Regions from separate parts of the Mus musculus genome. Here region 2 is linked to region 1. The links are chromatin loops, found by intact Hi-C in ENCODE. Cell type or tissue: left cerebral cortex. All regions are shown on one strand.

Region 1 (8,000 bases):
TGACTGATTCTACAGGTACACAATCCCCACATAGGGAGAACTTTGATGTAAATCAAAGTTTACGGTATGACTTCATGTGTATAAAGCACCTATGGATCCATTTAGTGTAAACAATTCATTCAGTGTATAAATCAAAATTACAATATAACCAAACTACAAGGGTAGAAGGTCAAAAGAAGTGTGGGGAGAGGGCTGTATGATGTGTGTATACATATGTCATAGAAGCAAAGAAAGGACAGCTCATCTCTGTTTTATAGGCTAAAAAGTCATGATAAATAACTAACAACATAAGCACAAAAAGAGCCAACCTCAATGGAGACGATGTCCCCACCAGAATGGCCTGCGGATACCCCTATGGTGCATTTTCTCGGTTGATGAGAGAGTGTGGGAGGGTCCAGCTCACTATGGGTGGTACGACCCCGGGTCTGGTGGTTCTGGGTCCACAGTAAAACAGGCTGAGGGAGTTATGAGGATAAGCCAATAAACAGTATTCCTCCATGATCTCTGCTTCAGTTCCTGCTTCCTGGTTCCTGCCCCGACTTCTGTCAGTGATGGATGGTTACCAGGAGATATAAGCTGAAATAAACCCTTTCCTTCCCAAGTTGCTTTTGGCTATGGTGTTTTATCACTACAGTAGAAGCACTAAGACGGGGCCCTTAAGGGGAGTGGAAAGTAATACTTTTCCTGGCAAGTCTCAGAACATAACTTGTGTGTGTGTGTGTGTGTGCGCGCGCGTGTGTGTGTGTGTGTGTGTGTGTGTGTGTGTGTGTGTGTTGCACGCACATGAGTATATAGGTGTACAAATGGAGGCCAAAGGACATTGGTGTTTTAATCACATTGCACTGTGTTATTTTGAGGCAGGATCTCTCACTAAACTGGAAGCTTGTCTCAGGCTGGCAGGCCAGCAAGCTCGGGATCCGCCTGTCTCCACCCCATCAGTGCTCAGATTCCAGACTCACATACCATGGCCAGCTTTCTACACAGGTGCTGGGGATTCAAACTAGATCCTTGTATTTGTAGAGCAAACACTCTTTCACACCTAGTCACCTTCTTGCTTCCAATGCAACTTTGTAAATTCTGTGTATAACTTTAAGAGAAGGAAAACTGAGTTCAGAGGTCACCCACGGGTGAACCACGGAGATGTGGACACCCTAAACTGAGATGCACCCCATTCCCCATCTCTAGCACTTCATCCTAGATCCTGAGGCACAGCAGAGTCAGACCCTGCTCCCCTGGCACAGGATTGTGACACAGGAAGACACAAGGCAGCTGTTGCGAACAAGATGCTGAGGAAAAAGTGGGTAGGAGAAAGTCCAGGAAGAAAGCCCTTGCTTGGCCCAGAGCTGCTTCCGACAGAAAAGGTGTCACATGGAAGACCAGGCTTGGGACTTATACCTTACATCACATGCCAGCTTCTAAGCCAGGCACTGTAACAGGGCCGAAATAGATCTCCACTCTCATGTGACATCTCTTCCAGTTATGGAAGAGCAAGTGTCCCAATCTGGGGACAGACCACCATCTGAGGAAGTTACAAATACTCAGAGAAACCCCGGACACTCAGGCATTGCAAAGGCAGCCCACCCACTGGGCTCTGAGCGTCTGTGACTTCTCTAAGACATGACAGTTTGGTCCTTCAGTCATCACAGAGAAGGAGGAGGAGGAGGAGGAGGAGGAGGAGGAGGAGGAGGAGGAGGAGGAGGAGGAGGAGGAGGAGAAAGAGACAGTAAAGAGGGAGGAGGAAATGGTGACAGCTAAATCATAAGATGCTTCTCATCATCTCTTCTTCATCATCTCTCCTAGACCACAAAGGTACAAACCTGACAGAGTCCACTGACCAGCTACCTCGGACAAAGGCCATCTATGAACTTCAGATAAAATAAGTCCTTCAAAAATTCCTGGTCCTTACATATCAGTGATGCCATCATATGGTCATCCAAACTCTTCAAAAATAATGATACTAGCAGAAAGAGGAGGCAGCGTGATACTCCTGGGTACAGACTCAAGAGAAGCTCACCGTCCACGCTCACTGTGGTACTGTTCATAAATAGCTAAGTTATATAACCAGCCTAGGCGCCCCATCTATGGACTGAGAAATAAAAACACTATACGCACACTGGAGTGTATTCAGCCACAAAGAAAAACAAAACCATATTATTTGTAGGAAAATGAGTGGAACCAGAAATGATCGTGTTAAATAAAATAAGCCAGACTTAGAAAAAAAAAACAAAAACAAAACAAAAAAAAAAATCACTCCATTTTTTTCCCATGCAGAACCGGCATTTAAGAAGAACAGTGGGCATGAAAACAAGGCAGGCTCTTTAGGAAGAGACAAGGTTCCCACAAGGAGAGAAAAAAGAAAGGGCAGCAGAGGAACAGGGGAGCTGCGATGTAAGTGCATTGGATGCGTATCCAAAATGGGAGATACGGAAACCCGCTCGCATACAATATTCCATTCAAATAAGATCTAGGGAAAGGGCAGAAGAGCTGCACAATCAACTGGAAATTGTGGCCCAGCGACTGAGCAGTAAACTGTGGCCGATCCATCATCCTCTGAACAGCGGACAGCACCAGCATTTTCCCTATTGGTTGTAGAAGATGTGCTTGACTCAACAGAACTAAAAATTCTCTCTTCTGATTCAGTCCTAAACAGAATCTCACTCTAAATGTCAGGAGGTTTTTTGTTTTTTTTTTTTTAAAATCTCTCCACTTGCCTGCTTGCTTGTCTGTTTCTAACTGGAGACTGAAACTGTTGGGAATCTGTTTGATTCGGTCCAGGGGATATTTTGGTGTTCGGCGTTAGCTTTCAAAAAAATACAGGGAACCAATTCTGGTTCTAACTAGTTCAAAAAGTGGTTTGTTTTATTTTTAAAGTGCACACATTTGGTTCTTGGTTTCTAAGTTTGGTTTTCTTTTTAGTGTCTTTTTTTTTTTTTTAAACTTGGAAGTAGAGTGCCTGGTTCGGCTTATTTGGGCTCTTGGCACTTAATTCCATTTGAGTTCTGGCTCTGGACTCCCGTTGGTTGGCGCTAACAATGCGGCTTGCTTGGCTTGCCTTTGCAGGCGCTGGCACTGTGCAGCAGGACAGGTGCTGTGTTCTTAAACCGGGTGTGCATAGCCAAGGAGAAGCCCGATAACAGCACACAAAATGCTGGCAGTAGAAGGCCCCTCTGAGGCCAGGAACTCCAGCGCTCCTCTTTAGAGAGACTAGGGACATAGAGTAGGGAGCCATCTGAGCCAAGATGGTACCATTAAACAGCTGGGAGTCAAAGTGCTGATGTCCAGACTCCTCTATACCTCGCTGGCCCGTTCAGAAGTAACCCTGCAAAGTCACATCTAGACCCTAAAATTGACAATCCGGGGAGCAAAGCAAAATACTGAAAGGCTGTTCCTCCTGAACCTCTCCGTATTCCCTGAGCCTTGCCAGGGCCTGGAGTGGGAGGGAGAGACGCCCAAAGCTCTGCATAATGATTCAGAGACGCAGTGGGTGTACAGAAAAGCCAGCAGGTATTTAAAAGACCCAAGGCACTCACGTAGGAACAAGCCTATAAATTCTACCCCATCACTGTTGCCAAGGAGATGCAGGTGGGCCTGGAGCTGGCTCTCTGGCAGGAAACTCCCACCTCCCCCCTCTCCCCCGCCCCCCACACATTGTTCATGCCGTACACAGCTTCTTATGACAGCCCTCCTTCCCAGCCGGATGACCAGAGATCCACTCCTTTTCCTGGATAATGTGGCTCATTTATCCAAATGTCAGCTGGACCAACATGCTCTGGGGGGCTGCAAGGAACCCAAAATGCTATTTCTCCTGTGCCCAGAGATGCTCGGCAGGGAGGAGCCTTGTGTGGGTAGAAACCCCGAGATGTCTACAGTTCAATGCAGGAACTGCAATGCAGTCCATACTGATTCCATATCACCTATTCAGCCCTCCCTGGCTCATCAAACAAATACAGGGCTGAAAATGTTCTCTCAACAGCCTACACTCCAGTCAGTAAAAATGTTGTGCGAAGCATGAGAAGTGAATCCACGTCTTTAGTTGCATGACTGTGTGGCCAGATTCACAAAGATGAGAAGACAACAGCTGGGCTCGGGCTGCAAGAACCCACCTTCTGACCTCAGCAGGAGAGTGTGGGGAAGAAAGGGTTAAGCCACAGTTTGACTCCGTTTCTTCCCCTACCTCTCACAAAGGAGTCTGTAATATATTTCAAATCCCCTCCTTGACTTCGGGGTACACCGAGACACCTTTTGATTCCGAACACAGCTGCTGTGAAAATGGTGGCAGCTTGGCCATATGGCACCCGTCACCTGTCCCCATAAGGCAGCATCAGACCCATCATCATCCATAGGGTATTTAGTCTACCCTTCCTTCCTCTGATGGTCAACATGGCTGCACCCAGAGTGATCCTCCAATTCCTGTGACCATTCATGGTGCTTCATGAATGTGGAAGATGGATCTAGCAGCGTGACTGTTGAAAGCCAGGGGTTAAAGCCCTCTAAATTAGCCCAATAAAGCCATTAAAATGGAGACGATCTGTCCCATATGTTATTGGCCACAGTGTTGGGCCGAATTAATTATTGCATGAGCCAACAACTAATGGGGGCTGAGAGTTGAGTGTGTAGTTTGATCTAGATGCGTGCGATACATAGGGGAGTGAATGGGACAGAGAGAGCCAGCCTCACAGAGAGCAGCAAGTCCTGGAGGGACCTGAAGAAAACAGCATCTACCCTTCGTCCTCCCGTACTAGAAGAAAGCCATGTTCCTGGATGTCTTGGTCTTGTCCCTTCTTCCTTACTCCTGTAGAAAGCTCTGCAGCAATGTTTTGCTCTTCCGCCTGAGCTCTGAGGAAGGAGGAACGAGTCTGCATGCCCTGACCATGGTGGGCCTGGGGTAGCTCTATTTCTACCTAGCTGTTGGAACTCTCAGCTACATGAAGGCATAGGATGAGGGACGAAGAGTGTGGCCCGGTGGTAGGCTGCTTTCTTAGCATTATGCCAGGTGCTAGGAAGACATCCCCCCCCCCACCCTGCACTGCAAAAGAGAAAAGCAGCAATGAAAAGGGAATAAGGTAGGTTCCTGGGCAGAGCTAAGAAGCCGTAGATCAGGTAGGTTCACAGATAGAGCTAAGAAGCGATAGATAGGCCTTCCAAGCTTGCTGGAGTGTTGTGTGCTTCTTTCAGTATTTTCAGGGTATGACACATAAATGGTCCCAGGGAAATGCCTTTCAGTGGGATAGCAGCCTCCTTACATGATTAGTATATGCAAATGAAAGAAACTACATTAACGTTACAGTCAAAGCTTTCCTTCTTAGACCGCACAAGGTTCTGGGTAGCTCTTGGGGTTTGAGTTCATGCAGACCCAACTCTGTCCCTGATGGGAGCTGTTGCCACTGCTGGAAAGTGGGGACAGACGTGTCACCACATCCCCCCACTGTGGGCAGATGGAGGACAGTGACATTTGTGCTTCTTTCTCATCCCAGGTGCTGAATAAATGCCAATTCTCTTCCTTCTCCCTGAACTGTGGGTATCATTGGTCTCCGTACAGCCCTAATCATAATGGAAAGAATTGCACAGTACAGCAAGAGCCTATGAAGAGATATTCTCCTTCACAGACATGGGTTGAGGCCCACCCAGAAAACTGACATGGAGTGGTTGTAAAGAAATTAAGATCAGCACACACTGACAAGTATTAGTACCGAGAGCAGCCAGTTTTCAAATGTCCCTACAAAATGTCAAGTGCGTTAGATGCATGGCTGTCTTTCCCATCCATTCTTGGAAGAAAAAAAAAGAAAGGGGGAAGAAGGGAGGAGAGGAGAGAGGGGAAAGGAGGAAGGAAGGAAGGGAGAGGGAGGCATAACAGTTCTAGGCAGAGACCAAGGAAATTCTTTACATCCTGTCTCGTGACTTCATGCACACCGCTTAATGTCCAGTGAGTGCTATTTTACACACACGTGGACATCTAGCTCCAACTGTCAAAACAAGGTGCTGTCCCTCAGGACTTAAAGCATGCATGCTTTGTGCTCATTGAAGAAGGATGTTTCCAGAATTATGGGCTGGTTCCGTCATGCGAGGCCTGTGTGGTCTGGGAGCAGGATGGCAAAAGGGAAATGTCTCAGTCACAGCTCTCTGCAAGAGTCCTTCCAGACAGCAAACGCAAGGAGTGCACAGGAAGACCTTCAGGCAGGGGGATCCTCTGCCTTCCTGGAGCCCTTTCTAGGCTCCAGGCACCAGATAATCGAATCCCCACGCATGGAACTATGGGAATCCTCAGTTCACTGCGCGATAGAGAACAACTCTATATAAGAGAGTTTCAAGGTGAATCATGGTTCCGAGAAGATCTGCAACTCTGCTGGGGTTATGCAGCAGGATGGCTTCCTTGCTAGGCAAAAAAAGTAATTTCCAGCCTCAGATGCGGAGGGAATCTCTGTCAAGGGCAGGGAAGCTTCTACCTGGTCCACTCCCTCCCTTGCTCGCTCCATCATCTCCAATTTTCTCACTCACCTGCCAGAAGCTTCCTCTGCAACTAAGCTCAGCCACCCAAATCCATGATAGACTGGACCACAAACATCTCCTTTACAAAGGGCTGAAGTTCAGTGGGGTGTGGTGGGCTGGGCCTGTAATCCCAGGACTCAGGAGGCTAAGGCAGGAGGACTATGAGTTCAAGGCAGGCTTGAGATACACAGCAAGTTCCAGGATAGCCTGGGATACATACTGAGAGTCCATCTTGAAGAAGGAGCAAAAAGAAACATATTCCAGGCTTGGTGTTAACATCAGCTATAATCTCAGCACTGGGAGGCAGAGGCAGGAAGGTGGAGAGCTGGAGACCGCTGGAATACATAGTAACTTCTGGAACAAGCTGAAGTAAATAGGAAACCCTAAGCCAACCTTAGCTACATATCAGAACCTTGCCTAAAAGGTGGAGGGAAGGCTGGAATGAAGCTTCCCTTGTAAGCAGAAAGACCTTTGATCCCCAGAACCCACATTAAACCCATTGAGGCTTGTTAGTACCTACTTGCCATCCTAGAAAGTGTGGGGAAGAAACAGGTGGATTCCTGGGGCTTTCCGGCCGGCAAACCTAGTCTACCTGGTGAGTTCCAGGTAGACTAGAGATGAGAGGTCCTGTCTCAAAACAAAAAAACAATGAAACAAAACAAGAAAACAAAGTGTTCAGGCTCTATGGGAAAAGGTGCTTGCTGCCAAGCCTGGCAAGTTGGGTTCAATCCCTGGGACAAACGAGGTGGAAGGAGAGAACCAACTCCTGCAAGTTGTCCTCTGGCCTCCGTACAAACATGCATGTGCATGCACACACACAAGGAAATAAATGCAATGGCACTTTAAGAACAACAGCCAAGGTTGTACTTTTTGGGCCTCCACATGCATACACACACATGCTATGGACCATACATGCACACACACACACACGCACACGAACACACACACACACAAATGTCTACGAGGCTCTGCTTCCTGTTTTGCTTTCTTCCTTTCTATTCCCTCTCAGAATTCCAACCGTACAGTCTGCAGCCACTTCCAGCACAGAGCCATCAGCACTGGCAGGGCCTTCGCCATATTTGGACAATGAATTTACAAAGCATATGGGGTGACAATGTTCTTTAATGAGGCACAGTCCTGCAGGGACCAGTTCAGTATCACAGCGAAATTAATATGCAGATTAGAAATATGTGAAAGCTCTTTGCATGCAGTAGTGAGGACCCATAAAGAACCAGACGTTAAACAAATGGGTGCCAGGATTGCATCAACAGAAAAGCCCAAGTGAAGACCCGGCCCACAAAGTGGAGAAAATACTAAAGTCACTGAGAAATGGGCATAAACTATAAGGCTGCAAAGGCGTCCGCTACGGTGGTGGAGCATCCGCAATATTCAAGACAAGACATTCGTTACCGTATATGTCCCGTCTGCAGCAAGAAAGGCTGCTTTCTCAGACTAAGAATCACAGCAGCCATGTGTGAGGTGCCCAAGGGACAGTCAGGGTCCATGAGGAAGAA
Region 2 (8,000 bases), 89 kb before region 1:
GGATTAAGAAAAAGATGGTGGTTGAGAATAGGCCTAGACAAAGTAAAATGGATCATGTCCTAGTTAGCTTGTCAACTTGACACAAGTGAGAGTTATTTGGGAAGAGGAACCTCATCTGGGAATACGCTCCCTTCAGCTTGCCTGTAGGCAAGTGTGCCGTGTATTCTCCTGATTCATGAATGATATGGGAAGGCCCAGCAGGTGGTCCTGGGTTGTATAAGAGCACAGGCTAAGCAAGCCATGAGACAGAAAGCCAGTAAGTGGCATTGCCCCCATGGCCTCAGTTCCTGCCTAAAGTTTCCTGCCCTGGGTTTTCTCAGGAATAGAGAGTAAAATGTAAGGTGCAGTTAACCTTTTCCTTCCCAAGTTGCCCTTGGGTGTGGTTTTTATCACAGCAATAGAAAGCAAGCCAGGCCAGGCGACAGGCAAGACCATACTTCTTCTTGCTTGCGCTTGATCTCAATCTCTCTCTCTCTCTCCCTCCCTTCTTCCCCCTCTCTGCCAGTGTGTGTGTGTGTGTGTGTGCTACATGTGTGCATGTGTGTGCAGAGGTCAACGGTCAACATCAGACGGCTTCTTCTATTGCTCTCTACTTTATCTTTTGAGACAGGGCTTTCCACAGAACCTGGGGTTCACTGCTTCAGCTGAGCTGACTGGCTAATAACCTCAAGAGATCCTCTCACCTCTCCACCAAGTGCTGTGGTCCTCAGACACTGCTGTGCACAGCGCCTACCTGGGCACAGAGGACCCAGGAGCAGGTACACATTCAGTGTCATTCTGGTTATTGTCTAATATTTGATTCTGAATGTGGGCAGAACCTTCTGTAGTGTAAGTTATATTCAAATTCAAGGTGCCAACAGTAAATCAACTTGCTTGCAAAATCCCTGGACACTTATCCATCCCCCCCTGCCCTTCTGTAGTACAAGGCTGCAATCTGTGCTTACAGGTTTGTTCTTCAAAGTTCTTTAGTAGCAGCACACGGTGCCCAGAGTTTGGGACACCTCAGCTTCCTTTGCCCTAGTATCCGACACTAAATAAGGCACAATTTCTGCCCCTAATAACTCATGACAAGTAGAGAAGATGGTAAATACATTTCCCTGGCAGGCATTAATAATCAATGACAGAGTTCATGGGCAGCTCTTTTTGTCTTTCTTAATGTAGTGATCCATGTGACTCTTACTTATTCATCTCAGTTGGAACTAAAAATAGACCCTCTCTTCATTCTAGCAGATTCATTCATCCCAGTATAAATTCATTAATCGCAGGGCATCAAAGGTGTAAAGGAAGAAAAAGAGGGCATCCTAGACAGACTCCTTACTATTCTCGCCTAAGCTGCCTCTGTCTATGGACTTACCTCTATATGAATGTCATCTTAGGATCACTATGAAAACTGCTCATTGTCTGAGGGCTGCCCCAGCTGATGACTGGGAAGGAGAACACCCAAGTCAAGGGTCTGTGTGAGAAGTGAGACTGACTGCAGAGGGTGGGAAGGCTGCCATCTCTAATTAGAAGGCTCGAAGGAAGCCAAGCTGTGTTTTAGGGAGGATTCCAACATCTGTGCTCTGCTTCCTTCACAGGCAGCCTGCCCCGAGGGCCCTTTAAGAAGAGGCTCCACACTCACCTGGTACACACTACGGTTGCTTCTTCCAGCTTTACATCCTTGAATATGGTCCAGAATTGTATGTTCAAATTCTACCTTTGGCCACAGAATGAGTCTCCCCAAACCCCAACCCCCAGTGGAAAAGAAGGGAACAGGTTCTCTTTTATTCCCTTTAATTTATTTATTTATTTATTTTACATCCTAATTGCAGCCCCCTCTCTCCTCCCACTCCCCCTCACACAGCCCTTTCCTTCCCCTTCTCTGAGAAGGGGTAAGCCTCCAATGGGTACCAACCCACCCTGTCTCATCAAGTCACTTCAGGACTAGGCACATCCTCTCTCACTGAGGCCAAATGAGGCAGCTCAACTAGCGGAATGAGATCCACATGCAGGCAACAGAATAAGGTAACAGATAAGCCCCCAACTCCAAGTTGTTGGGTGGGACCCACTTGAAGACCAAGCTGTACATTTGCTACATATATTTGGGGGACCTACGTCCAGCCCATGTTTGCTCTTTGGTTGGTAGGTCAGTCTCTGGGAGCCCAAGGGTCTAGGTTAGTTGACTCTGTTGGTCTTCCTGTGGAGTTCCTGTCCCCCTTGGATCCTTCAATCCTTCCCACAACTCTTCCACAAGACTCTCTGAGCTCCATCTAATGTTTGGCTCTGGGTCTCTGCATCTGTTTTGGCCAGCTGCTGGGTGGAGCCTCTCAGAAGACAGTTATGCTAGGCTCCTGTCTGTAAGCATAACAGAGTGCAAACTTGTACAACCACCCTGGGAATCAATTTGGCATTTTCTCAGAAAACTGGGAATAGTTCTACCTCTAAACTCAGCTATAACACTCCTGAGCATATACCCAAAGATGCTCCACCATCCCACAAGGACACTTGCTCAACCATGTTCATAGCAACTTTATTTGTAATAACCAGAAACTGGAAACAACCCACAAATCCCTCAACCAAAGAATGGGTAAAGGAAATGTGGTAAATCTACACAATGGAATACTACTCAGTTCTTAAAAACAAGGGCATCATTGAAATTTGCAGGCAAAAGGATGGAACTAGAAAATATCATCCTGAGTGAGGTAACCCAGATACAAAAGGACATACATGCTATGTACTCACTGATAAACTGATATTAGTCATAAAGTACAGAGCACCTAGGTGACACTCCACAGACCTCCAAAATGCTAAATAACAAGGAGGGCCCAAGGGAGGATATGTGAATCTTACTCGGAAGAAGAAATAAATTAGTCATCAGAGATGGATAGAGGGAGGAAACTGGGTGGGAGAGAGCAATGGGGAGGGGGGTGAATTGGGTGTGGGGAGAGAGGTCTTGGAGAGTATGAATGGAGATTGGCAGCAGTTAGGGTGGGGGAGGCGAGCATCTCAAGGACATGCGAGATGGGGGGACGCTCCAGGGGGTCTATGAGGGTGACTAATTGAAGCTCCCAGCAGTGGGGGATATGGAGCCTGAAGTGGCCACCTCCTGTAGCTAAGCAAGACCCCTACTGGAGGGATAAGGACACCATCCCAAAATGTGCCCTGCCTACAAGAAATGCAGGGACAAAGATAGAGCAGAGACTGTAGGAACAGCCAACCAATGACTGGCCCAACTAGAAACCCATCCCATGGACAAGAACCAATCCCTGACACTATTAATATTATGCAGTAGGAACTGATTGCAGAAGGGTATGGATTCTTAACATGATTTCTTACCACTAATACCTACCCTGTTACCAAATACTGATTCTCCACAGGGTGGGATAGTACTCAGAAGCAAATGAGCATCGTGAGAGGACCTCCCATGCCCTACATCTATTGTCCACGGTGTCGCTGGCCAGTCTCCTAGATTCTGGAGACTTTTGCTTAAGATCTTGTGTCTAGGATCTGAAGTTGAGAGCAGGTTGTTTAAAACCCTCTCTAAGTTTGTTTTCCATACATGAAAAATGAGAGGTTCAGAAAAGCCGTGGCCCCAGGGTGCTCATGTGCTAGGGCAACAAGATCCAAAACTGCCAGTCTTTCTTTCTGCTGGGGTGGGACTACCTGTTCCAGGACCCAAGTCAGAACCCTTTCCCATCTGAGTTTCAGATCATTCTTTCCCTTCTTCCTACCCCTCAGTGAGGGAAGCCCTTTGCTGCTAACATTTATTCCTAACATTTATCTTTGTCACATGAAATGATGCAACACCTTAGTTAAGACTTATTGTCCTTCCTAAAGTTTTATTTATGTTTTAGTTCTCTTTAAAGAGCAATTGGAAAGGATCTTAGGAAAAGGGTCTAATACACCAGATATTTAATAATGAGCTCACAGCAGAACCACCCCTTCAATGCTCTACCTGACCCCCCTTTTTGCTTAAAGGCTGATCTAGTCTATAGACTGACAATTGAAGAAAATCTACACGAAACACACTCAATAAACATATTGGACCAACCTTGGCATGCTTACTTCCTGGGCAAATGCCCCACAGTTTGGAGACATTCAAGGACATCCCCACTCCGCAACCAGGCTCACTTTTCCTTATTAAAGAGGAACAAGCAACCTCCCTGTGTGTGTTACCTGCAGGTAAAGCCATGCCTCCATCCCAGCATTCCCAGGGAACAGGAGAGAGGCTGGGATCCACCCCCACTATGCTATGTTTGGAGGCAGTAGTCAGATGGGGAGGAAGTCACGAAGGAACGTCTGAATCAGATGGTATTTCACCCACCACACAGCCTGGGTGACTTGTGTTCTCATCCACACAAGTCAAACAGTCCTCCAGGCTTGCTAAAAGCGACCCAAAGAGGCTTGGGGTGACAGGGACATCCAGTCAGCATTGAAGATAGGGGAGGTGGGATGGGAGGGTGGAGAAAAGGCAGGGCATACTGTTGGTAGGGGAAAGACAATGAATTCAACAGGTTTTCCTCTCAAGGTTAGAAGGGGACAGATGGAGAGGGTAGAGGTAACTTTCATTTGGAACCCCACCCCCACTCCTTTCTTCCCTAGGATTCTCCACTTCCAGATCCCCTGCCCAATCACAGATTCCTCTCCAATGCCTGCAACCCGAGTGTGATGGTTTGTATATCCTTGGACCAGGGAGTGGCACCATCTGAAGGTGTGGCCTTGTTGGAATAGGTGTGACCTGGTTGGAATGGGTGTGTCACTGTGGGTATGGGTATAAGATCCTCACCCTAGTTGCCTGGATGTCAGTCTTCCACTAGCAGCCTTTGGATGAAGACATAGAACTCTCAGCTCCTCCTACGCCATGCCTGCCTGGATACTGCCATGCTCCCACCTTGATGATAATGGACTGAACCTCTGAACATGTAAGCCAGTCCCAATTAAATGTTGTTTTTTATAAGACTTGCCTTGGTCATGGTGTCTGTTCACAGCAGTAAAACCCTAACTAAGACACCAAGAAAGCAATTTCTGATAGGCCCATATAGGAACCAAGGTGAAGGAATTTTGATATCTGGGTTTCTGTGTACCACCTAGCTGAAGGTATCTCTGAGTTAGCTATTCCTTATATGGCTTTATGTCCCAGCCTGCACTGGGAACATACCAATCTCTTGATAAGGATCTTTTGATTCGAATGGCTCACCCAGGATTAGGAACTAAGGAAGTGCTAACATGGAACCTCCCTTGAAGAATTCCATGGATTATTACCATCAGAATCTTCATGCCTGGGACAGATGAAAACCTACCCCAGAAGTTCGTCTGAGAACCCCACAGGCAGGCACTCCAAGCTACTGGGGGAAAAGCTTGTTCTATTATTATCAGAGTCTAATAATTCTTAGATGGCTGTTATAGCTGACTCCCCAACTATGTGATGTGGTTACCCCACATAGAGTGGACCCCCCTGGACGGTCAGCAGACTTACTCTATTAAGAGGCAGCCCAAAGCAAGTGGAGAGTATATGGAGAGGAGGGGTTGAAGGGAGGAAAAGGAAGTGGGGAATGTTGTAATTATATTCTAACTTCAAAAGATTAAAAAAGACACAGCTTTTTTAACTTTCTTTGGACTCAAATTTTTGTTTTGGTATTTCTCTGTTTCTAGGTATTTTGTTTTATTTTGTTTGGGATGTGATGGTTTGGGTTGTTTATTTGTTTCTTTGTTTGTTTGTTTTTCCTGTTTTGTTTTCCAGACGAGGTCTCACATCTCACTCTGTAACCCAGGCTGGCCAACTTGCAATGACCTTTTGCGTCAGCCTCCTGAGTGCCAAAAATACAGGCCTGAGTCACTGCACCTGGCTTCGTCTGACTCTTATGTCACATGAAACCTCTACTTTATCAAGGGCCAAAAAGTATTTGTATAACACACCTCTATCAGGGTCACTTCATTCCTTGGGGACATCTGATAGGTATTTATTTACATACTGGTAAAGACATAGATTTATAACTGAATGTTTTATATTGTAGGAAATGTAGGTTGTTTTGGGTTGAGAATAATCTGGACAGATTCCCTTATTGTTAACATTTATTCTGATTAAAGAAAAAAAATAATGAGGCTAACAAAACCTTCCCACCCCTCGCATGTCACACCCAACCTTCCAAGGGCAGCAGGAAGGCTGTGTACCAGCTCTGCTGCTACAGAAACCTCCTGGCACAAAAACTTTCAACCTGGGGACAGAAGGCCAGAGTCTGATAGAGCACAGGAAAGTATTACAAAGACTCTGCAGCTGGACTGTCTGGGTACTGGCTTGGTGTGGGGGAGCAGGTGTGTGCTAAGGGGCAGTCCAGAGTCCCCTGATGGTCACAAGGATTGCACAATTAGCACTGAATGGCAGCAGGTGACCATATCTGCTATCTAGAGTATAGTCACACTTAGGGACCTGGGACAGACTGACAGTTTTTTATTAAAATGTTTCCATGGATAAAGAAACAATAGTTATTATGTTGTCCCCAAAATGCCCATGAAAATTGATGCTGGGCTCCAAGTGATTCTAAGAAGGACTGAATCACAGAACTATCTACTCTCAAAGTGCTGAACGGGAGACATCGTGAGGCAGTGAACTAATTGTCTGTTACTAATTGTCTGATACGGAGAACCAATCAAAAGCTCACATTCTCATTTTCTCTATATGCCAGGAACTGCTCTGAGCCCTTTTCAAGGACTAGAACATGACACCCTTAGAATAACCTGAGGTATAAGCCATTACCATTCCTACACTAGAGCTGGGCAGCCAAGGCAGAACGAGCCTGGAACATCACAGAGGACCCTAGCCTTGACCCTAGCCTACTGTTTGTATTGCTTCTGGGTTCCATCAGTGTGGTATTCTTGTCTTTTTGAGATGGGGGTCTCGCTGTACAGCTGTGACCCCCAACTCCTCATGTAGATTGTGCCAGCCTCTGATTTGCAATAAATTTCCTGAGTGCTGGCATCACAGGTGTGTGCTATCACTCCCAACAAGGGCACAATCTTGATGAACAGTGTCACCATAAGACTCTAAGCCCTACCCCTGGCCTCTCCACTACCCAGGATACTTTAGGGCAGTGGTTCTCAATCCTCCTAATGCTGTGACCCTTTAATATAGTTCCTTGTGTTGTGGTGAACCCCCCCACCATAAAATTATTTTTACTACTTCATAACTCTAGGTTTGCTACTGTTATGAATTATGATGTAAATACCTGTGTTTTCTGGTGGTCTTAGGTGACCCTTGTGAAAAGGTCATTGAAGCAACCCCACGAGTTGAGAACCGTTGCTCTAAGAATTCCCAGTGATTCACATTTGTGACCTTTCCTATAAATGGGTCTGTTCGTATTACCATTGGTGGCTTCATCTCATATTGCCATTGCTAGATCCATCTTTTCCATTTGGTTTAGCTTCTGTTAACTGATGAGTTACAAGAACCTTAATGAAAGTGGTAAGGTTAGATTGGGAAACTGACAGAAGCATGAGCTGAGACTCTGAGGAACATCCTCCGCCACAAGCACGCAGGGGTTAAGGTGGTACGGGCTTAACACACTCTCTCCCATTAGCAATGCTGTGAATCCCAAAATACTCTCTCTGGGTCCCCACCTCTCTATGATTTTGGAATCCCAGAAACAAAAACCATCTCCCGTAGTCACCTCTATGGCTTCCTAGAGCAGAGCTGACTCTTCACCTCTCACGGGAGACATCGGTATCAAGGAGCGGGTAAATCCTAGACCCCATTACAACCAAAGCCTTCAATGCTCTTCTGGAACAGAGAAATGTGTGTGTATGTATACATCAAATTCCAGTTCATGAAAAATAAAGACCAGGGAAATCACAGAGAATCAGAGAGGTTAAATCATTTACTTTAGACCACACAGCTATGCAATAATGTCTTTCTTTCCCTAACATGAAGCATAGGGGCTTCTCCTTAAATGTGCAGTTATCTGTCAGAACTGAGGAAGATCGGGGAACCTCTATAGCTTCTGTTATGCACATAGAGAACAATCTGC

What was found. Peaks named below come from ENCODE experiments on the same cell type or tissue, not always from the same donor. Only the 100,000 strongest peaks of a DNase experiment are listed, where the experiment ranks them.
Region 2: a loop joins it to region 1, with 11 times the contacts of the local background. A loop is called at or near these places in 6 of 42 quality-filtered maps.

What each region holds. Positions count from the first base shown.
Region 1 is chr8:34,388,264-34,396,263 of GRCm38, reverse strand. No RefSeq gene overlaps it. Among named protein-coding and RNA genes, the nearest start is that of Gm33831, 5.5 kb to the right of the region's middle. In left cerebral cortex, no CTCF peak of the experiment used is centred here; DNase peaks (open chromatin) are centred at 1,999, 2,785, 3,034 and 3,464; H3K27ac peaks cover 3,126 bases.
Region 2 is chr8:34,476,921-34,484,920 of GRCm38, reverse strand. All of the region lies in intron 2 of Gm46038 (a long non-coding RNA gene), which reads right to left. Among named protein-coding and RNA genes, the nearest start is that of Gm39160, 7.9 kb to the right of the region's middle. In left cerebral cortex, no CTCF peak of the experiment used is centred here; a DNase peak (open chromatin) is centred at 4,261; H3K27ac peaks cover 840 bases.